Regions from separate parts of the Mus musculus genome. Here all the other regions are linked to region 2. A link is a loop called in an ENCODE intact Hi-C map of the cell type or tissue named here. Cell type or tissue: heart. All regions are shown on one strand.

Evidence for each region. Hi-C counts contacts between places; a loop is a spot of excess contacts. Peaks named below come from ENCODE experiments on the same cell type or tissue, not always from the same donor. Only the 100,000 strongest peaks of a DNase experiment are listed, where the experiment ranks them.
Region 1: it touches region 2 in a loop (9-fold over the local background); 16 of 42 quality-filtered maps call a loop at or near these places.
Region 3: a loop joins it to region 2, with 2.2 times the contacts of the local background. A loop is called at or near these places in 8 of 42 quality-filtered maps.

The regions. Positions count from the first base shown.
Region 1 is chrX:169,977,420-169,985,419 of GRCm38, forward strand. It overlaps Mid1 (midline 1), which reads left to right. Exons shown (of 10, transcript NM_001290505.1): 5 at 4,466-4,614; 6 at 6,537-6,664; 7 at 7,580-7,723. G530011O06Rik (RIKEN cDNA G530011O06 gene) reads right to left here and starts at 1,498. Exons shown (of 2, transcript NR_029457.1): 1 at 867-1,498. In heart, no CTCF peak of the experiment used is centred here; DNase peaks (open chromatin) are centred at 1,142, 3,572, 4,522, 7,662 and 7 weaker places.
Region 2 is chrX:169,794,924-169,802,923 of GRCm38, forward strand. It overlaps a transcript of Mid1 not described here. Among named protein-coding and RNA genes, the nearest start is that of Mid1, 81 kb to the right of the region's middle. In heart, CTCF peaks have their summits at 4,171 (motif pointing right) and 4,376; a DNase peak (open chromatin) is centred at 268; H3K4me3 peaks cover 494 bases; H3K27ac peaks cover 509 bases.
Region 3 is chrX:169,879,862-169,887,861 of GRCm38, forward strand. Mid1 (midline 1) reads left to right here. Exons shown (of 10, transcript NM_001290505.1): 1 at 1-48. Among named protein-coding and RNA genes, the nearest start is that of Mid1, 4.2 kb to the left of the region's middle. In heart, a CTCF peak has its summit at 4,178; DNase peaks (open chromatin) are centred at 1,160 and 2,170; H3K4me3 peaks cover 1,675 bases; H3K27ac peaks cover 1,742 bases; H3K27me3 peaks cover 879 bases.

The DNA.
Region 1 (8,000 bases), 180 kb after region 2:
TTGCTATTATGTTCCAAGAAGATAATCTGCTATTGTCAAGTGGTTGCATGCCAGGATCAATACTCTACATGCCCACATAAATTTCTTTAGAAAATTTATCGTTTTAATGTTAAATTGACAAGTTATACGTGTACATGTTGGTGGATACGACATGATTCTGTGGTTCATGAATAGAATGTATAATAATTAAATCAAGCTAAGTAACATATTCATCACCTCAAACACTTATTTTTGTGGTGATAAATTCTCGAATTTAACGGTCTAGTAATCTGGAAGTGTAAGAAATTTACATTTGGTATATTTGTTAATCTATGCAATGTAGCTCAAAAAATTTTTTTAAAAAGCCTCTGTTCTCCTGTTTAATTGGTTACGTATTCTTCTTATGATGGTTTCTATCGTACTATTACACATTACCAAAACTTTGTAGCTTAGAACCTTCTTATTGATTATCTTACTGTTCTGATGTCTGAGAGCAGTCTCACTGTACTAAAGGCTACATAGGTTAAAGGCAATGTTAGTAAGCTATGCTTGTCTTGTCAAGTTTCTGGAGGTCATCCATGGTCCTTGGCTCACAACTAAGTCATTAGCACTCTGCCTTCTGTCTTCATCCTGCTATCTACTTCACTGACATGAACCGTCCTGTCTCTCTGTCATAAAGACCTTAGGAATTATGTAGAGATTACCCAGACGATCCTGGACCACCCCAACCCCTTAAGATTCTTAACCTAGACATCTACAAAGTTCCTTTGGTATGGAAGGTAGCATACTGAAAGATTCCCAAGGTGCCGATGTGGACTTCGCTAAGAGTCCATCTTCAGATTGCAGTGGCACTTTTTCATACCTCTGCAGCAACCGTACTTACTTACCCTTACTCAGCTGCAGCTTGAATTTCACGGCCTGGGGTTTCCTTTCAGGAGCTAGAGGATAGTAATAAAAGGTATTCCAGTTTGGGCCATGATTATAGGTAGAGTCCATCTTTTGTAGCACTCACTCCGCTGCAGACATACACCATTAATAGACATGGACTCCAACGGTGAAGAGTGAAATGAGAGCAGCATTTCGGTGAAGCAGGAATGGCATGAAAGTGCAATGCCACAACTGTGGCTGGAAGCACAGGCATGGTTGAAGAGATACGGGCATGCCTGCAGTTCCGATGCCTGTGCCTAAAAAACATCCTGGAAGAATCTGGAATTGCTTTGGATCGGATGGAAGGCAGAAACCAGGCCTGTGCCTCAGCGCCACAGACTGCAGAAGGCTTCTTATTCATTACGAGGGACGGGAAAAGAGTATTGCCGATGTCTGCCTGGCATCATAGCTTTTGGCAAACTTCAGTTCTGAGGTTCTGGAACAAGTCAGTCGTTAAGAGGACCCGTACTCCACTCATTCTATTATCACACCAGACAGGTGCCTCAGAGGCACAGAGATGAGACAGGAGTCCACAGTGAGATTGGATTGCAGAGCGCTGAGCCCAGGAGCCGGGTTAGGGGAAAGCAGAAGTAAAACCATTGGAGCACACCAAGGAGAACAAGAAGCTATTTTCAGATTCTTTTCTTTAAAACTGAGGTGCTGAGCTCATTTCCGAAGCAAGCCAAGAAATCTTGAGTTTCTAAAAGCACAGCCAGCAAAATCAGCAGCATTATCTAATTTCCGGTAAGATTCGTTTTGCAGAAGAGGACACAGACCTGAAAAGAAACAGTTTAGAGATAAAGAAATCACAGACAAAAAAGGACTCAAAGAAGAAATACACAGACGGGAATGCAATCAATAAGTTTTGGAGGTAAACTCGTAGACAATTATGTGACAGAAAACAGCTACAGAAGAAATTGGGCAATCCGACCCCTTGGAGGAAGTTTTTTCCCGGCGTGCTCTCTGTCGCCACCCGGTGGTGACAGAGGAGAATGCGGCGGTCGTGACCGTTCGATTTTCCTTTTTTCAAAGGACACTTGTTTTTGGTTTCCGTGAGCGTTGATTCCTTTTCAAAGCATCTACGTGCACGTTCGTTTTTCTCTTATTATCTTTTATTATCTTTTATTATCATTGATGTGCTTCACGAGATATGAATATTCTTCTGCTTCCGTGGGGACTGAGTTTTGGCCTCTGCCTGGGGAGTTCCATCGAGGTAAGAAGGGACAAAAGGGTCTGAGTGACATTCAAGCATGACAGATGTCCATGGACTTAAAGATTAAAGCGAGATTGATATTTGAAATGCTGGTCCCGACCATACTAGTCATTCATCACCCGGAGACTTAAAAACGTGCGTTGCTCGTTCAAATGCAAATTACTGTGGCTCTGCCAATGGCAGCTCCTTAACTAGAATGCCAGAGGATGTGCCCAGACATCTAGAGTTTTCCTGGGAAAGATCCCCAGCTGATTCTATCGCACACAGTGTTTGTGAATCTCCGAGGCAACTGTCAACTGACCTGTAATGAAAAGTACGCTCTACATGGAAGTCCACTCGAGAAGATCGTGGCAGTTTCACAGTATGCTCTCAATTTCTTTTACATCAATATCTCCTGTTTCGGTTATTCTTCTTGTCCTTAAACATCACCGTTAATCTCCAAATAGCCTCAGAGGAAAAACCTGAAAAATATGACATTGAAGAGCCGTCATCTTTGAGACGTGTGGTCTCTGCTGTGCCTATTCAAAGGCTAAGAGAGTGACATGAAATGAAGCCAGAAGAGTAGTCTGACCTCATCTCGTTTGGTGAGAATTTTATCATCTGCCTTCAACTTGGCCGTACCATTTAAATCTTCTTGATGTTATGTAATTAAATATTCCACTCATCTGGTTTATGGTTGAGACTATTAACTTATCCTTCTGGAATTCTCCCTTCCTCTGACAGTTCCTAATAGATGTGTTCTAACACCCTGAGTTAGGCTAGAGGGCTGCCTCGACTCTCTAGATAATGTTGCCAGAGGCTCTGTTCTATCTGGTGTGAAATGGTGTTATTTTGTTCGACTCGGGTACACACTTCTCCTGATAGGGACAAGACCTACCTTTAGAATGAACGATGTGTTTTTAACCATGCTGCCAAGATCACATATTCTTAGCTGCCAAGTCTGGACATTTCATTCTGACTCGTCATTTTCATGGACTCTTTTCAGCCTTGTCTGAAATCTTGGGCTCAGCACCTCTCGATTCGGCTGTCATTTCCTTCGTTTGCTTAGTACACATTTGGAATTGGACATTCCCTAGGGTTCTACAGATCTGACATCTCCTTCCTTCCTTCCTTCCTTCCTTCCTTCCTTCCTTCCTTCCTTCCTTTTTTTTTCTCCAAGATTAAAGTTGTCCTGGGATAATAGTCATGACTTGGAGAAAGCAAAAATCTCTTGAAGTTAGCAGGAATTCTGGAGGGAGCTTGAGCCTGCCTTGTCTGTAAGACAGATTAACCAGGCATCCTCCCTACCCTCTCACCCAAGGCTATTTTCCATTCCGGAATTATCAGAAAACCAGCCAAAACCTGTCCCCTTGCATGTAGGTGGGGCCGGTAGGCACGAGGTGATTCCAATTACTTGGAATTTTAATTCTAACTTGGCTCCTGGCTGGAGGGCTTCAGCTTATGGCACATTTCAGACACCAGAGCCGCGGTCAAGCGGCTTCCCCTGGACTTCTCTTGACCTGCCGGAGAGAGAGGTCGTGGACGATTACAGTCAATACGGTCAAGGTTTGTTTTTTTTTTTTGGTTTTTTTTCAAGCAAGACAGAATCGGGAACTAGAATGGAGATTGTGAAACAAGTGTGTGTTTTATCCCAAATGGGAAATGCTTATCAAAATAGTCAACTCATCAAGTGAGCACAGAGTGACTGGAAATGACGTTTACAGTGAGAGGAAATGGCCCAGCTGTGCTTTTTTTGGCTTTCTCTCATCAGTTCAATAAGAAAAATATCAATCAATGGGAAAATGCTCCCTCTCTGTTAATTTCATACACAGGTTTTAGGCAGTATGGAAAATAGGAATACCTAATGCTTTCATGTCACAACTTTATTACGTGGATTACAAAGAACTTTGTAGGATTTTTTTTTCACTGTTTTTAACTTAAGCCTCGAATTCACACCTACAGACATGTTTTATTTTCTTAAAGGCATATTGAAAACCTGAGATGGAGAGAGTTCCAGGGTTCTCTAAGGTCCTGAAGTCATTAGGTAGGATGGCAGAAGGAAGAGATTCGGTGACCGTTTGTCACTTGCCAGCGGACACCTTTCCCCCCTTCAACAGAGAAGTAATGAGCGATGCTAGTGTGAGTTAGTGTCACACTGACACGAATTAGTGTCTCCTCATCAAACAGGTGACTAAGGCTTCTCCAAAGACTGAAAGTTCGAGTTCCAAAAATTTGCCTTCCGGATTTCAACCTCTCTCTGCTTAGACAGAACAGACCTCACGCCTCTGAAGGGTTCAGCCCTGAGCCACCTCCCAAGCGATCGATCCTTAACGTGTGACCTCGCCCGCCGTGCTTCTCTCGTTCCAGGTGATCAGGCTCCGCAAGTTAGCTCAGCAGATTGCAAACTGTAAACAGTGCCTTGAGAGGTCTGCATCGCTCATCTCGCAAGCGGAGCACTCGCTGAAGGAAAATGACCACGCCCGTTTTCTACAGACAGCAAAGAATATCACTGAGAGGTGGGTGCAGGGACAGCTGGGAAGCTGTCAGGCTGATGGTGGCTCATATCTGCGTGGGACTGACTGGTCGGCCTTGCTCTCCGACTGACTTGTTTTCTGTTAGAGGTCGAGTGCCAGAGAGAATGGAAGCTTTGGCTGGTTTGCTCCAGCTAAGAACGCTTTCCTTCGACATGATAAAACCCTTTCCATGACAGCCTTCAGCCTTAGCTATGATAAGTCCTGTGAATTTAATTCATTTGAATGTCACAGTTAGTCAAGGAAAAGCATCACAATGATGCTCTTCAATTACTCCTGGTGATCGAGTCAGGAGGTGATGTTACATTGTCTACAATCCCGTTGCTACTTGAATACTTCATTTATCTAGTTTAAATGGCCTGAGACTTTCTTCCTGCTATCAATTCGATGAGGGCATTTCAGATTAAACAATCTATGTTGTTCCCTAGGTAACAACGTTAAATTTCTGCCAGAGATACAGCTGGAGAAACCATATTGGGGTTATTTTACACAGGTATTCTTTATCACTGTTGTGAGATTCTCATCAAGTAAAACTAACTGGTGACAGGATACAATTTAAATGCTCCACCTATTCCGAATATCTCATAGGACCCAACACCTTTTGTCCGGCTTTTTGCATTGTGATTTTGGCATGGTTCGTCCGTATTTTGGCATGTGCCTCTGCTCCATTCCTTTTTTGTTGCTGTGTACTATTTCTATTGTATGGATAGACTCCCAGCCAAGATCTAGGGTCCTCGTGAATATCCAAAGTTTTAAGAGCTATTAAAAGACACAAGAGTGTCTATACTGCTCAGGATAACTTGATCGTACCCAGCTTTTCGCATGAAATGTGAGAGCAGGCACCTGAAATCTTCCTCAGTATCGCCAGCTAGTGTGGAGATCTTATGCAACTGGGCATCAGTGATCTTTATAAGAAAATACGTGATTGCAATTATAGCTAAGGCCTTTCGAGTTCCACCAGACGAACAAGAACGAAACGAAACGAAACGAAACAAAACCAGTGTCCTAATGTTTATGGAACTCAACAAAACCATAAAACACATCAAGATAAGTCTAGATCATTCTCTATGCTCAGTAGTAGCATTATTCAAGACATGGTTTTCTTTGTGTAAACAGAATTACTTGCATTTTAGCACCCGCTAGATTGTTCTGCTGTCAGTCACTTTCCAAATGAACTCAAGAGCACACAGGAGACAGACACACATACCTTGCTTTACGCTTTATACAAGGGAGCACTCACCAGAAAATCTGAGCGTAGGGACGAGATTGTGTGCCGACTGGGGAATTTCTGAGAAAGCTCAGGAATATTTTCCGTGGCATCTGTTGGGAAGACGGTAGGGGGAAAAAAGGCGAATAGCGGGACAACGAGAAAGAGCCAGACAACCCCTCCCCCCCTTTTCATGTTTATTTTAGAGAGAGGCTAGTAATTGATTAAACTAATCCAAGATCTGGAGACATTCTTTTTTCATCTTCACTCTGCCTTTGATGCAGTTTGAAATTCTGGAGACTCCCCTTGGAAGTGGGGCAGGGGCGAGTCTGAAAGGAACAGACAGTTTCCCAGACAGATGTGTGAAGAGATGCCTGAAGCTGTGCGCTTCTGGCCGGGGTTCGATGTGACCGGGCCGGGCTGTCAAATACACAGCAGCACGAAATATGAAGATTCTTCTGCTTCCGTGGGGACTTTTTCGGATATTTTAAAGAAGGGGGGGGGGGTGGCACCGGGTTACCTCTCCCAATTCCTCTGCTTTCTCTGTGAGGTTGTTTGCGTTCGCACGTGACGCCTTTTCAGAGGGGGTACTTTTTAAAACCCTGATATTTCTTTTCCTTTGGTTTGGTTCTCACTCCTTCACAGTGGTGATAAAAGGCACCTTGACATTTCTTAAAACAGTGTCTTGTTTAAATTACAGAGTCTCCATGGCAACTGCATCCTCCCAGGTCCTAATTCCCGAAATCAACCTCAATGACACGTTTGACACTTTTGCCTTGGATTTTTCCCGGGAGAAGAAACTGCTAGAATGTCTGGATTACCTAACAGGTATCATCTTACTCTCTTTTATGTTCTTTCTAGTACAGTGTCTATTCACTTTACCATTGAGTCAATTATCTTCTAAAATTTTATGTTCTCTCTAGTACAGTGTGTATTCACTTTACCATTGAGTCACTTATCTTCTAAAACCCATACACGTGCTTCAGTCTTTGAAATGCTATCTGATAGTCCTATAAAGATGAATGTCCACGCTGTATTCTAACCTGAATAACACAGACCAAGTAGAAACAGGGACAAGAAAATAAAGATAAAGGAAGAATTTAAATGACTTGTTGATTTGTTAGCAGATCACCGTGATATTTTTTAAAATAGCTGGTGGCATGTGGACGAGAGATTGGCATAGTGGGTTTCAAGCCAAATCAGGCCCTGTGGCTGTTTTGTAAATAAGATTTTATGAGAGTCTGGTCGTACTCTTTAAGTACAAATCATCTACATCCGCTCTAATGGCAGGGTTAAGTAGGTGCGAGAGCAGAAGTCTGTCCGACAATACCTAAAATGTCGATCCTATAGTCCTTGATTAGTAAGATTTCCACCCCCCACCCCCTACCAAATGAGAATGACATTATGAAAGTCTGTCATGGTTACTTTTTCTCTGATCTATCTTTCTTCATACACAAGAAGCTATTGTTCTCTTACTCTCATAAATATCTTCTCATGATAAATCGAGATGACGTCTTAGCGGCCGGCTGGCTGGCTTTAGTCACACCGCTCAGAAAAATCAACAACAGATAAACCAAGAAAACATTCTTTAAGTAGACGGCTAAGCGCTCTGGAACCAAAACCTCCTGTTAGTAAATGTGCTAGACCTGTTTAGGAAGAAGACCTGCTTCGACAGTCGAATACCTCCAAATTGTCGTCCTAATGGTATCTGCTGCTCCGCTGACATGCGTGTGATGTCCACAGCTCCCAACCCTCCCGCGATTAGAGAAGAGCTCTGCACCGCTTCCTACGACACCATCACCGTCCACTGGACCTCAGAGGACGAGTTCAGCGTGGTCTCCTACGAGCTCCAGTACACCATATTCACCGGACAAGCCAATGTTGTCAGTGAGTATCTCTCGGCTGATTCCCTTCCGCGTTCGACGACTGTTTTCAGATGAGCTGGGTGAAGGGATCTCAACACAGAAAGGAGATGATGAGGACTGAACATGATGACAATATTTATCGGCTTCTCTTTCCTGTTCAAGGAATGGATAATGCTCACTTGTATCGCAGTCATGAGAACAGCTGACTAAATACCCATGAAATTAACAACCTCCGGAAAACCACATGGATGTAGTTTTTTTTTTTTTTTTTTAAAGATTTATTTATTATTATATGTAAG
Region 2 (8,000 bases):
GTTACATAAACAGACATTCTCCTGCAGACTTGGTTCTTTACTTTAGTTCTTCAGAGCATTCCACTGGGATCAAAGAGTAGCTGGGTAACTCTGGCTAATTGCATCACTTTCCAGTCCCACTTCATCGTGCGCTCTGGGCAAAGCAGATGAATCCAACCATTGCCCACTGGTTCCTGTGTAACCACAAGTTTCAGAAATGGATTAGTCAGCAGTTCCTGGCTCTCCTGCCCACACTAACCACAGTTTGGCCACCAAAAATGTGGGTCAGCACATTGCCAAAGTGTCGAAGCATGGTGGTTACAAGGACCAGAAAGCTCAACTTAAAAACATGTGAGTCCGTTGCAGTTCAGAACAGGGAGAAGGAGGGCAAAGGTCAGTCCTGCTGTTCTTGGACCTGATTCTGTTATGCCATCTTTTTGTGAAGCCAATTGCTGCTCACAATTTTATTTATCTCTTAAAAATTCTGCCAGACAGTGGTTCAATTCAATAAGACTTGGCTGTAATTTTTAGTGAGATGTAGCTATTACACCGTTCCTCTTTTTCTCAGTGAAAGAAACAGCTGATTAATTTCATACTCCCTACTTAAAATCACTCACCTTTACTCTTATCCAGAATCATAAAGCCACACAATTGGAAACAGCACCTTTTCTGCTTTAATTCTGCTATGAGTGCACAATTTGGATTAACATTTGCTGGCGTTGCCCTTGTACGCTATTATATTGTTGGCTTCTTCAGAGATGTCTTTTTTTTTTAATGCTAAAATATTCTTTGTAGAGAATGTCAATGCTTCTCAGTCATTATTTGGATGGTATCAACTTACTGGTTCTGATCTAGTGATAAATCTGTCTTAGTACTAGGCTGAAATAAAATTCTCAGAACTTATAATTTGTTATTTGTCTTGCTTATACAGCTTTAGCCATAATAAGAAGTGTATCAATATATACCAGAGGATTGGAGAGATAGCTCAATAGGGTAAAATGCTTGTTGATCATCTTAGTTGGATCCCAAGAACCCATGTAGAAGTTGGGTATGGCAATGTGTTTCTGTAGTCCTGTCCTAGTGCTAAGCAGAAAGACAGACAGTAGTAACCTTGGTGTTTGCTAGACAGACAGTCTAGCTGAATCAGAAAGCTTCAGATTCAGTGAGAGACCCTGTCTCAAAAATAAGGTAGACCATTTTTAAGGAAGACATCCAGCCTCAGCTTCCAACTCACACATGCACACATACTTGAAGTGCATGTTCACACACACACACACACACACACACACACACACACACAATTCATGCATACACACAAATGTATACACAAAGAAAAATCCAGACTGGATTTTAAACCCTTTACTTGCTTCATTAAGAATGAAACATAGGACATATTAAAAGAAAACATGAGACAGTACGGAATTAGAGACATATTTGGGCACTCTGCTATTGGCTATACTATTTCTTTTTTTGCAACAGTTGGTTTTCTACGCACATAGACAGTAAGGATGGCACAGCTCATATTTAATAAAGCACATATTTTTTAAAACTGCATTATTTTTATGCTGAGACCATGGCTCAGAAGTTACCAGCACTTGTTTAGAAATCATGAGAATCAGAGTTTAGGTCTCAGTATTCACTCCACAAGTGAAGCGTCCAGTAACATCCTGTAACTGCACCTCTGGGGAAGCTGATGCTCTCTGTTCTCTGTATACAAAGTGGTGTGCAAAGTCGCATGCTTGCACGTCTTTATACACATGCATATATCCTCATGTAGAAACACACTACACACACCTAAATGAATAATTTTTCTAAAAATTCACTATGATTTATATATGAACCATTTTACATAGACTATATATTTTAAATTAATTTTATTAATTTATATGTATGAGTATTTTGTCTGCATGTACATCTCCATTACCGCATGCACATCTGCGTGTACACCACGTGCTTCTCCTGTGCCTGAGGTGCTAAGCTTCTGTGTGAATACTGGCAATCAAACTCCAGCCCTTTGCAATAGCCAAAAGATCTGGTAATACCTGTGCCAACTCTCCAGCACCTAAATTATTTTTTAAATATTAGATACTTGCAAAATTTCCCTTTGTGAGTATAACATTATTTTGTCTTGTTTTGTTTCCATAAAACCCAAATCCCCAGAGGAATGAATGTTTTCTTGGTAAGACATTCTGAAAATGGATAAATGTGTTCTTGACTTGTGGATACAAAGAATTGGAGCTTTTGATTAGCTGCAGCCTGGTTCCCATGTTTGAGATTTTTGGGGCTCAAATACAGACACAGCTGGATTTATTGATGGAACTTTGCCACCTCCAGTGTCTCAGTGAAGTTATCCTTAAGTGAGAGAGAAAAAAATGTGGTTATTTTTTATTTCTGTATTCAGAAGTGAATGACTCACATTTCCGGGAAATGTTCCCTGACTTGTTTATGTAACACTATGGATTTGGAGTTCACAGCCATTGTTTAAGCACGGTGAGGCTGTAACATAATGGAATGACCTCCTTAGAAAATGAGGTGATCCAATGAAGCCTTGTCATGATTTCACATGACAGCTTAGATGCAGCTCGCAGCAGGCACATGAATTCATGATTGCTTCTGATTTTTAAAGTGCTAGCATTTTTTTTCTTTAGGATCCGTAACATAGTAGAAATACAGTGTACAATTCAATACTTAAGCTGTTGTGTATGAAGAGCCATGTTTGTGAATTAAGGAAGCACTGAAATCGTGATGGCATAGTCAACGTCACCTAACAGGACTGATGAGAACAGTGAAAGCACAAGGTGAACCAGATGGCAAAACGAGAAACCCAGCTATGTATTTTACTTGCCTTTCCATTGTTCTATAGAGCAATAAGCATAAAAGAATATTTCTGAAAATCTCAGCTCAAGTGACACTCCATATATGATCCATGTAAGGAATTTTCCAGAAGGAAAAGATCGTGCCATTATTTTCTGAACTACAGCACATGTAGGTCTCTTTACTATATTGTTGCTTGGACATACATTTTCCAAGTTCTCAGGTATAGGTACCAAACTACATACATTACTGTATGAACACCATTTTATTCGGCACTCATAAGCAACATGTACAATCAGTATATGTAGAAGACATTATATAACTTATAGAACCTAGAAAAAATTGAAATATAGTGTCTTTTTTTATAAAAATGGTAATTCCAAATAGTGATAACAAAGTATAAAATGGAGTTCAAGGCCCTTCATGGTGCCCTGTGCAATTTCCGCAGGGGTAACATCTAGAAGTTTACCTCTCACATGAATAAAAAATGAATACACTGCTTAGACATTCAGCTAATCAACCAGAGGCCTAGTCTTGGCCTCTGTAATCATGGTTTGGTATTTTAACTAAGTTACAAAACACAGAAGATATGGTTTAATTCTTTGTCTTTTTTAAATGCCTTCAGAACTTTTGGTTCTTTTTTATTTAGTTCTTTTATTTAAATAAGTGGTTCCCTTATAAGTTAGTGGACACCATTGAAGATTGCCCAACCAACAGTCAGCTTTTTAACTGAAGTTTGATCAGCATGCATTGTGTGTCCACAGCCCTCATTTTACTGGAACTTAGCCACTTTACCTTACAAGTAGTTAAGAATTCTGTTGTATACCCAGCACTGAGGCAATTGGAAGACGAAATGGTGCCTTCAACGAAATAGCACAATTATCCTGAATAGGCTCAAATCACGTTTTAAAAACTTACTACCAAGCATTTCAAGGGAGAATAGGAATGTCAGTGTGATGTGTGCTTTCTGTGACAAATTTCTTATGTGATTTCTTTTTTTAATGAGAAAGGAGTGTCACTTGGGGGCATTCTTCAGCAAGGCTTATTTATGCAAGTTGGAGAGAATGGTACTGTACAAAAGGCAAATTTTTCCCTGGAAAAATTCAGGCACTGGAAATGTGGTCTTGTCCAGATAGTGAGAAAATAATTGTCTCCAGGTTTGATGAAGGGTTTATAGCACTAATGTTCTAGGATGAAATACAGCTGGTTTCAGATTCCAGTGTCAACTCAAAATCAAGCTAATTTCATGTGGTTTGGGGTTTTTGCAACTACTTTTTTGTAGAGTACTTGTAGGGACGTTTTGTTCCAGAAACATCCTTGGGAATACCCCATCCCACCCCAACCAGAGTAATTACTCCAGTTCCAGATGAAAATTTACCAGACGGCATTACTTATACTTCCCAGCAGAGGGCACCATTATACCTTCATTGATTCTCGATGTCGCCACGAATTCAACAAAACTCTCCCCCGCCCGCCCCCCCCCCCCCCCACTCACTTTGTTTACGTCCTCGACCCGAACACATAATCCTCAAAAAGTAAAAAAGAATAGGAAAAAATACATTTCTGCAGAGGAGCAGCTTCTGTGGTTCTAAGAGGGAGGTCTTTGTGTCGTTAGAGGTGCTGGGGGATTAGATTCTGTCTACAAAATTGAATTCCAAGATAGGCTTGGTGCTGGCTGTCTGGCTGCCTTGCTTCTCTTTGTTCTTGTCCCTTTCTATGAAATGTTTCCCATTCATCCCAGAAAGTTTTTTTCTGATGAAATTTATGTACACATAAACTAGTAAAATAAGGTAAATGTTAATTTTCCCATTGAAGGCTGGGAGCTCATGAACCTAGTGTTTGGGATGATGGGACATCTTTCAAACATTAAGTGTAATTTTTGCTGCTTTCAAAACCAGTTTGGTGGAGGAAATCAGTTCACTAATTTATATTTGTATGTTATTCCTCAGCTGTGCATATGACATTGTATTAATTAATCTTTAATTCACACTAGAGAGAGCTGTGCTAATTATTTAAAAAAAAATTAGTCTCATGCAAAAAACTTGTATAGGAAATATCCTATTTAGCACAAGGAACCCTTTATTACCCAACTTGATTTTTGAGAAAACATTGGTTTATAATCCATGCTAATTAAATTATTTTTTAAGTGGCAAGATTACAGTATACAAAGCAGAGTATCATGTCTTGATTTAAATAAAATTAGAACAGTAAACACTTTTTGAAATTATCATATGTTAGTGGTATAATTTTTAAAACAAGCTAGGCATTCTACATATTGTCACTAATTGCTTTAGTAGTTATTTTTCTCCTTTTGTCTGATGATATTGTTCCCTTATGTTAACATTTTGGCAGACTCCTTGAATATAAAATATTTTTCAAGCCTGACTAGACATTGCTTCATTTTTCATTCTTTTTTCATTATGTTTGGAGTATTATCAAAGGAAGCTATTGGTATTTTACATGCAGCCTACTTTTATTCGTTCTGTCTGTAAGCATGAGATACAATTAAATTAGCAACACTACTAATTCAATTGAAAAAAAATGTGTGGTAGGATGTTCCAGACTTGATTAACAAAAATACATCATGTGCAAATAGAGGCTGAATCTATGTTACTTCTCATAAACTTATTGACGTGGATGCTAAGGTGCTAGGAGATGTCTTGATCTCCAGGCTCAGCAGACAAATGTAACACGGGGCTCTGTCTGAAACAGAGGCGTTAATGCCCTCTCTTGTCTAGCTTCAATCTGTGCTCAGCTTTCAACTGTGCCTCCAGGAAGATACGTTGCTTCCAGGGTTATTTAGGATCCTATTAAGGAGCACAAAAGAAGGCTTCCTCTTACTCTTCCACTGTGTTTTAAATTTTCTTTAAGAATAGATGTTTCAAAAAGTAATGGAGAAGCATCTTGCTTTGGAGCTTGTTAAAGGGACATTTACCAGGGTGTAAAATTCCAAGTGCTCTAAATGCCTAGCCAGATTTGCACAAATGTGTGCTTTTCTACACTCTTTCCATCATGTTTCCAAGGTGCACAAAGGATGACCTTGCACAAGGATGCATTTTCAAAGCTTGACACTGAGGTGAGTTCGCAGGTAACTAAACTGAGCTACTGTTCTCTTTATAACCAAAAGACTGGCTGTGCTGAAAATATTTTAAAAGCAGGCATTCAATCACCCCGGGTCTGAAATCTGACAAATGGAAACATTTAGATCTAGAAATCTTTGCATGGTTTTAACTACTGGTCTTGAACTTTATAGATTTATGACATCATTGCCAATACCAGAATCAAGATAAAAAGCAAAAATTCCTAGCACAAACATTTAATCTGTCAAGCTTAGGGAAGCTTGCTGTTCTTTAATTCCTTTATACTACATCTATTTATTTTGTTGATGGGAGAGGGTTACAATACTGCATGGGGAAGTGGGAGTACAACTTGTGAAAGTCAGTTCTCTTCTATCATGTAGCTCTCAGGAATTGAGCTCAGGTCCTCAGGTTTGACAGAAAGTGCCTTTGGTCAATAAGATACCTCAGTGACCTTATCTTCATATTCTTGAGTGATTCAAACTTAGGACTTCTTTAAGAAACCCTTGCTATCTGTCCCTTTGCATTCCTTCCCATAACTCTTTAGCTAAAGCAATGGTTTTGAACTTATCTATGATGTCAGCACCACCTGGGGACATAATCAGATCCTTTCTGATTTCTCAGGTCTAGAACTGGACCCCACCACTTCCACTTTCAGTGAGTTCTCAGGTGACGATGAAGGTGGCAATGAATTTGATAGGGAAAAGATAATCAGAGAACCACTGAGGTACATTCTGACAATACAGCAGCCTCTGCTTCCTTTGAGACCTTGTTGAAAATTGAAATACTCCCAAGGTATTGCACCTCTTATAGAAATTCCTTGCTCTGAAAATGAAGACATCTATCTATCATTAAGCTAAGGGAGACTTCAATCTTGTTAAGATCTCATGTGGTCATGCCTGATAATAATGTTTAAAATAATTACTCAAATTTTGAATTAAAAAATATTGAATTAGAAGTTCATCAGCTCAGAGTGTCTCCACATTGACATTATTGACACTTATATCTAATTATTCTTTAGTGTATAAAGTTGTCCTGCATATTGTACAGCAGCATCCCTAGCCTGTATGTGCCAGATGTGATGCCAACTTCACAACATGCATACTCAGGCTATGGTAGCGAAAATTGTTCTAGACATTGTCAAACATCACTTGCAAGGAGAAAAGCCATCCCTATTTGAAAATACTTATGTTATATTATTTTCAAATTCATTAAAGCAGGGTACAATCATATGAACATGCCACTGTAACTCCTTTGAGATTCCCTTTCAACATTTAATTTGTGCAAATCTTCAGACTGTGCATATCACATTTTACTCCTTTGACTCATCTATATATAGATGTTCCTTATCTATTCATTTGTTGCTTTTCTTTCTTTCCAAAAGCTGAGATATTTGGGTATTCATGAATCCATAATATAACTTCTGTATAGAGGTTCCATCTACTTTGACTGTTTTAATTATGTTTTGGATCTTGTATGCCTCAACATGTTTTATTAGCTTATAAATATTGCAGTGCTATGTTAAACTTTAATAGTCCCTATAAAGGCCCAAATATTCCGAGGGCTTGAAACAAACAAAAGAAAACACCAAGAGATGCTGTGGCAGAAGTTCAAGGCAAGGTTGGTCTATATGATGACTTCTAGCCAGACCTTGTCTTAAAACAAATGAAAAAGGGTCATGGTCATTAAAATGCATCTAAATGTTCTGGGGCAAGTGTGAGTTTTCTGAAGATCTTCCCCTAACTAAAAAGCTACTTGGAAGCATTTTTACTTAAACCAATACAGAAAGGGGTTTCATTAAATGGACATTGCATTCCTTAACAAAAAAGACCACAGCTTACATGGCTTCTTAGAGCACCATGAAAAGATCCCATTAATACAACATCAGTTTTGTAAGGAAGGAAGGGCCCTAACAAGCTCTACTGCACAGCCAATGATACACTCTTGTCTTCCCACTGCTATGAATCTGGGGCTGGGAAAGATGAAGTGGGGTGTGGAGGAGGTACCTACCATCACTGAACATTCAAAAATAGGAAGCATTACTTAATGACTTCAGCAATCTGTCTGAAGACTGGACATGGCTGGTTTCTGTCTCACACAGTTATAGTGACAATATTTTTAGAGCAAAGA
Region 3 (8,000 bases), 85 kb after region 2:
CAGCTTGCTCCCTGCCGGATGGGTCATGGAATTCTAAACATGAGGCAGGTAAGCTTGGGGGTTGTGATTGTAGCTGTGCTGGCGCCAGCCACAGAAGGAGGGCTTTAGCTTGGGGCCCCTGCGACCTGTTACTCCCAGAGCGGGCGGAGTGATCAAACGCAGCGTTCCAGCAGATCCATTAGGTGGAAGGAGGGGACTGCCTTCTCTTCCTAAGGCTACCTTAGAAAGCACATCACCTGCCGGCACCCCACTGCCTCGTCCTTACTACCTACCCGCGCCAGCTTTTGCTTCTAAGAGTGGTTGCTGATGTCAGGCAGTCTTTGTAAAAGGTTCAGAGCGGTTTGTGGAATATGCAAATCAATTCCAGTTTGCGGGCCTCTGGAATGTATTGTGCTGGATTCATCTCAAGCTTTTAGCCTCTACCCTATTATGCTTCAGGTTAGAATAAAGACAACTGCACAGTCTGACAAAGAAGCACGCTGGGACTCTTATCTTATTTTGCTTTCACGTTTTGAGCACTTTACTGTGTGTCCGAGGCTGAGAAGGCGAAAGCAGTCTGGATGGAACAAGCTGCACTTCCAGCGGAGGCAGGCGCGGGGAGGGGGGAGGGGGGTGTTACAGACTTTTTTAAAAACCGTTCTAGCACTTTAGGAGTTGTATTTTGTGTTGCTGCTGGACGTAAGAACACAGTCCCGGAAGTACTGAAGGGAGACCGGTCTTGAGTGTGTCTCTGTGAAGAATTCCAAGCCAGCAGCTTCTTCCGTCGCTCTAGGGCATAGGGATACAATTCCTTATCAACTTAGGTAGAAGTTTATGAGGTTTATAGCTTTGCCGTTGAGGAAAAAGAGAAAAGGAAAGACTGGATTACAAAGCCTAGAAGAGGGTGTAATTTACAACTCTATCACAGTTGGAAAAAAAAATCTTACGTCAATGTTTTATTGCCGAGATCGATACTCACAAGGGAAAGACAAAAGTAAAAGCCTTTCAGTGACTGGGAAGGACAGAGACTCCCGGGGAGGAATGCTAGTTACTCTTGCCAGAGCGGAGTAACTCCGGGTGGGAAACTGAGCATCTGTTTTGTCACCGGAAAACCTCTTCTCTTTTTTCTTCCAGTTGAGTTGGGTGTGCCCCACCCCAAAGTGTTCACTTTAGGCGAAAGTAAACCTTCCCATGAGTGGTTGGGCCAAGGGGTTTACGACTTTCCGTTTCACTGCCGCAGAGGTAAAGCAGAGGCCCTGCATGAAAGGTCAGGAGCAAAGGCCCTCACATTTCTTATTCGCTAACTTGCTCTTCTGGACGAGCTTGGGAAATTGCAGGAGTACAGAAAAAAGCACATGAAAGACTGTGTGTGTGCTTTCAGCAAATTGCATCTGCCTAGCTGGAGAGTGGTGCAGAGGCTGGCTTTCTCGAAGTTTTGCGATCTTATAGAGCAGCCTCATTCTTTGAATTTCTAGCAAGCACATGAGATAGACAAAAGGGGCAAGGAGGCTTGCTGGATAGGAGCAAGAAAGAGAATAGGTACACAATACTATTTTTCACAAAGGTCCTAAGCCGGAACAAAGAAGTTATTTGATGCTGTGTGAAGCCACCTGTCTTGTCCTCGGTGATGTGTGAACTCAATTTTTAGAATCTTTGTGCCCACACAGTTCCTCTGGAATGGGGTGACACTCCCTCTGTCTGATGCCTCAGGCAGGCTTGTCCAGAGCTTGGGATGATTTTTCCCATGTGGAACTGTGGCATTTGTATGAAGTTGGCAAACAGCCCAGTGTTGAAGTTTTAACTGTACAAGTAGGCATGTAGTAACTCCTTAGTTATTTAATGAATGACCATCTTTTCATCCCACATCTCTGGATACATATATAACATTGTTCTTTCGCCTATTGGGTAGTTGAAAAGAGGGAGGGACTGGGGGAGGAGATGCAAGAGTAGCGATCATTGTTCATACAAGAAACCAGGCATGAGATGGTAGCATTACTGCATGGGCGAGTCCCAGATTTGTTCTTGTTTCTCTTGTTGGGGGAGGGGAAGAGACCTTACCACTTCATTCAGGCAGAGGAATAACATCCACCAACCAATTTGTCATCTTAGGCCCAGCAGCCCCTGGCTGTATTTGCAGGGTTAGCTATCAAACCAACCCATGTGTCATCAGCTCAGCAATGAAACACAATCCTCTTGCTGGTAAGTGATCCGTCCCTAGGGCTGTGCAAATGCCGAACAGTGGGGTGGCAAGCCAGGACAGATCCCTACCACTAACTAGTTAGAAATTCTCCATAGCCCAAAACTCGCCAACACAATTAGAAGGCTACATGTTTGTGTGTAAGACTCAGAAAGTTTGGGCTCTTACCAGATTGTCAGCACACAAACAGTGCAGGTCAAAATTCTTATAAGGTAAATGAAACAAGCAAGCAAACAAACATAAACCTGACAAGTTCATCAGGAAGTCATTTTAAAGTGTGCCAACCTCTCTTGGCACTTTGATCAAAAAAAAAAAATGGAAAACTTTTCAGATTCTTCTTTGAGAAGGAATTTGCTGCGTTCCCAGGCAAAAGGAAAGGCATGGCCACCTGTTATAGAAGTCCAGCCAAAAACAACAGGTTTGCTTATGACATTCCCACAACTGCAAATATCCTCCCTAAATAGCAAGTCACATTAATTGTCCCACCACAGACTAAGAACAAATATTTCATTCTCAAGTTGGAAAAAAATAGAATCTCCAGATGAAATTCCCTACCAGGCATATTTTGGGATTTTAGAATCCCAATAACTTTAGAGAAATATACTAAGCAGCTGAGATGACTTTTCTTTTAGTCTCTTGGTCTCCCAGCTGCTATTTTGTTTTTTGTGAGGCTACGATGCTGCTGATGCAAGGAAGCTGTGATTGAGTTTGGTCAGCCCATTTTGCATTCTTTAGATTGGAGTTAAAATGCCCAAGGACATCTGGCTTACTAATGAAAGTCCTGGCAGTAATCTTTCCTCAGAGGATTAGAAAGTCCTTTACAAATATCATCTATTTATTCTCAACCACACCTCCATGGAGAGAATGAAGGGCAGCTTGATCCTCATCGAACAAATGGTGAAGTGAAGGCAAAGACAAAAGAAAAAAGAAAAAAAAGAAAAGATTAAAAATAATGAGAACAGCAAGTTAGAGGCTGGTCTCCTAGTCTGGAATTCACCCACCCAGAAAGACTACCTGTAAAATAAAACCAAAACCTCTCCATCAATGTTCCTTTCCTCTTGTTCTGTTACTAGCATACAATGTCTCGAGTATGCTGTGTAGCTTCATTTCTTTAGAAATGAAAGCCTTGAGAAGTTTAAAGGACAAGACCTTTCTGATTTCCTTTGTCCCAACATTAAGATCAGGCAGTTTTATGACACTTAATAGGAAGATGCTATAACTGGAATTTTAAATGTGTATCTGAGAAATGGGTCCCCTTTAACAGATGTTTTAAGTTTTTGTATACGCTTTTAGAGAGTTTGATGTCTTCAGCGTATGTTAAGATTTTATTTGTTTTTCTACTGCCTATCTTTCAGGAAATGTTACCATTGTAGGACTTGTCAACGAAAAGATATTTGTTGGTTGTTTCAAAGTAATTTTTGAGTTGGTTTTTCCTTAGTGTTCAGCGTGACTCATGTTCTGAGTTTGTCTGGCTGTGGACCGCATAGGCTTCAAACAAATCTGTTAATTGGTAGTTGTATGCTATCCGCAGACATTCCTGCAAAGTTTGAAGGCGAGCTGTGCCTGTGGATGCCTCCTGGCTTTGATCCCTTGTGTGGTAAATAGACATCCAAGGTAGTTATGGAAACCTAGGCTTACATTGTTGAGGGGGGTGGGGAAGTATTTGGTCAGAGAGTAATTTGTTTGATTAAGAAAAGATGGGCCAAATCAGGATATTTTTTGTCCACATGATTTGAGTATCCCAGTTGTTCCAAGTCAGTTAGAGTTCAATAGATAAGAAAAAAAATATGACTAACCACGTCAGAATATTTGTTAAAAGTAAGTTAAATTCTTCTTAATCAACTGTTTGCTACGCTCCCAGAGAAAATTGTAAGATGAAAGAGACGGCTAAAATATGTAAATGTTGTCAGTATCTCTGCTGTGCTTAGTCTGAGTGTTGTCAGTTTTAGAATTCCAGACTCTAAAAGAAATGCCAGGATCTGGCTGGAAGTGTGTATTTCACTTATCTACCTGCAGGGGTCAGATTTGAAGTTTCCTTGACGAACACCTAGGCCTTGGACACCACTGCAGGCATACCCAAGCAGGACCAGAGAGATTACTCTGCTTATAAGAGTGATTAGTTACCAATTCTTTAACCTTGTGACCGAATCTACTATGAAAACTAGTTCGCTCAAGGAAGAGGATATCAAATACACTTTGATTAAAGCAAGAGTGATAGAGTCAGGTCAAACTGGAGCCTAATCTGTGTGGATGTGGGGAAGTTTCTGAGGAAGAGTTTTGGTTTATTATCAGCCCCTTTCATCTGAAACCAAACTCATCTGACCGGTTTTGTTTTAGGTTCTTTACTGACTCTTGTTAACTGGCATGATGTAGACATTTCGTTTAACTAGAGGACACGCTGTTAGATGCTCATCAGAGTTAAAGATTTCTTTTTCCCTTAGATGAAGATATTCTTTGACATAACATTAAGATCTTTAAAGTCCTCCAGTAAGTGGTGTTAAGGAAGTAAAAAGTTGTGGTACCCAGACACACAAAAAAGAGGGAACTTTACTAAAAAGAAAATAATCAAAAACTAAAACCGTAAAAGTTTATCTCCTTTGTGCAAAAACAAAACAAAACTATATTAAAAAAAAAAAAAAACAGGTTCTGAGTTAAAAAGGCAAAAGCAGTAAGTGGTCCTGATTGTAGCATGTAAGTGACTGTTAAACATTCCATATTCAGTCAGCTATGTATGATAAATAAAATACCAAGGCTTCCCATCTCTTATCATTCAAAATTTACTGAGCACTTCCAGAATTAATCTACTTAGTTCATTTAGAAGAAACTACACAGTGAGTGATTTTTGTATTTCAGATGTCTTTTGGGTTCTCAACATAGTTTGATAGAATCCTTGACTTCAAAGTACTTCCAATCTAGTATATAGGTTTGATACCAGTAGTATAATATAGATTATTACATGAGAAGAATGGCTGTTTGCTTGTTCTTCCCTATATTTATTTGTAATGATGAAAATCCCTTTAAAAACTAATGATTGCCTAAAATTTACTGAACTTAATGGAGCTGAGAAATAATCTGTATTTGTGACATTTTATTTCCATGTTCACTTGTAGACACTCATGATTTCTTTGCTAAAATCAATTTATCAGAGAAAATACCTAATACAGAGTCCCAACTCTATAAATGCTTCATGTTCCATTTTATTGAGTATTCCAATATATTTTTATTTACTTTAAGTTTATTTTTAGCATATGAGAGTGTATGCTTTGTACTGTACTTTTATTTGTAGTTGATTTTTTTTTAGTAAGCACACAACATAATGGGTTTCACTGACATTTCATATGTATCATGTTTTTTGATCTTTAACTGATGCATGAAATATAAAAATTGTACATACTAATGAGATCCATGTGATATTTCAGTGCATCCATATCCTGTATAATTAAGTTAAAGGTATCTGTCTCTTCAAATTACCAACTCTTTATGGCAAAAACATTTTAAAATCCTTTTTTCTAACCCTTTGAGATATACAATTATACAAATATTATCTAGACTCACCAAACCTTTGACTCCTATATAAGTGTGTTCTTCAAGTTTCTTGTTTGAAACTAGAAATTTTTCAAGTGAGAAATGATGCCATGGACATTTTTTTAGGCCATGGACATTTTTTTATTATTTTTTTTAGTTTTTCCGAAACAGGGTTTCTCTGTGTAGCCCTGGCTGTCCTGGAACTCACTCTGTGGACCAGTCTGGCCTCGAACTCAGAAATCCACCTGCCTCTGCCTCCCGTGTACTGGGATTAAAGGCATGTACCACCACGATCTGTGCCACGGACATTTTGAAACACTATCTTTGAAGGGTTTGTGGGCATGGCTCAGCCAGAAAAATGTTTGCTTTGCAAACCTGAGCAAAGGAGCTTGATACCCAAGAACCACATCAAAATGCTAGGAATAGTAGTGCATTGTGTTCCCTGCAATAAGAAGGAGGAAACTAGGAGTCAGTATGGAACACTGGCATATCAGCCTAGCAGAATTAGTGAACTGCAAGCCAATAAAAGACAGTCTCAAAGGAAGAAGATGACAGTAAATATTGTAACATGTATATGAAGGTGCTCTATTTGTATATTGATGGCTACTGTAGCAGGGAGTTAATTTTCTTTAGAGTATGGCCACTGGGAGAGCTTATTTTCTAGTGCGTAGCCCCTGATCCAGGTGCACATGGGTAGCACTAAAAGAACACATCAAGATTAATTTTATTTTACAAAGGACATGAAGTTGGGAAGGGACCTTTTTGGGTGGGGTCTTGAGGAAGTTGAAGGGGAAATAAGAATATGGGTATGCTTAAAATTTTATTATATATATATGTGTGTGTATACATATATATACATATATGCATATATATATATCAAAGGATAAATAAAAACATTATTTTAAAAGGCAGCTGGATAGTATTCCTGAGGAATATCATGTGCATACTCCATGCTCATGAACACACACACACACACACACACACTACTCATTATTTTGAAAGCTATTCAATCTGATTAATTTGAGATCAAGTTCCGAGTTTTACGAACATGCTACTATTCTATAAAGGATGGAAATACAAAACAATTACCATACTTGTTGATACCAGAACAGTTTTAGCAATATTTGAAATAGAAAAAGTTTACACTAGTTTTTTTTTCCTTTCTCTCTCACTTCTGATATTCTGGTCCCTCCAAGGTATCTCCCCACCTGACCTAATTTAACATGCAGTGAATCCATATTTGCCTATCTGTTATCCTTTTCTTGCCTCCCCTTCCCTGTACACATACCACATCTCTATTTCTTTAGGACAGTGGTCTTCAGGGCAGGTTGGGAGAGAATTCATATAGATAAGATAAAACTGTCATAGCCTTTTAATCCTTAGAATGAATCTTTAATTGGGGAAATTCAAACAGTGAAGAATTTCAAACAGTGGAGCCCAGAGCTACAAAACACATGACTTCCCTGTCAGGAGACAATATTTAGGGGCCAGGTCATGTCTTGACAGACAGGATTTGCTAGCATGCTTGCCTTATATTTCAGATCTATTCACTAGACCTTTCTCAGCATCCTCTCTGAACTTGTGGATTCAGAAGAGCCTTTATGCATGACAGCCAGAGAACCACAGAGGAGTAACAAAGAAACAATGATGCTATGTGTGTGTTCGGGTTGTTTATGAGGACTTTCTTTGTATGCTATTTGGATTAAAATAAACAGGAGGAAATGGCTGTGGCCCTTATATACATTCATATTTGGGATAGTCTATTTCCAGTTAATTATAGCTCTGGCTATCTTGAAATTGAGTTACTTTAGAGCAAGAATCACATCTAAGGTATCCTTGAATTCTCAGATCCAAATACAGGTGTTGAAACACAGAGAGAGTTATTAAGTGTTTTATGGAAACATGAGAGGTAAACCTTAGTAGAAAGATGGGAAATATAAAGATCAGAGTGGCCCTGAAGAAGAAAGAATGTTTGAGTGGTCAGTGGTATGGTAAAGAGTAATTGATGAGTATCAAAAAAACTTAAAGTATTTTGTGGTTGCTTAACCATTCAGTTATATTCTGCCAAAGACCCAACACAGAACATACCAAGCAGCTTATCTTGATGGTAGAAATAATTCTGGTGTGGGAATTGCCCCTAACTGATCAAAGCCTAAATTGCAAGATAGGATCTGTAAAGCTTGTTCTCACTGAGGCTAACTTGAAGTTTTAGATCATAGCCAAATGTATAGTTAGTTTATTTTGCCAGGTAAATATCAAGTCATATTTATTTAGCAACAAAAGGAATATTTCCACATTC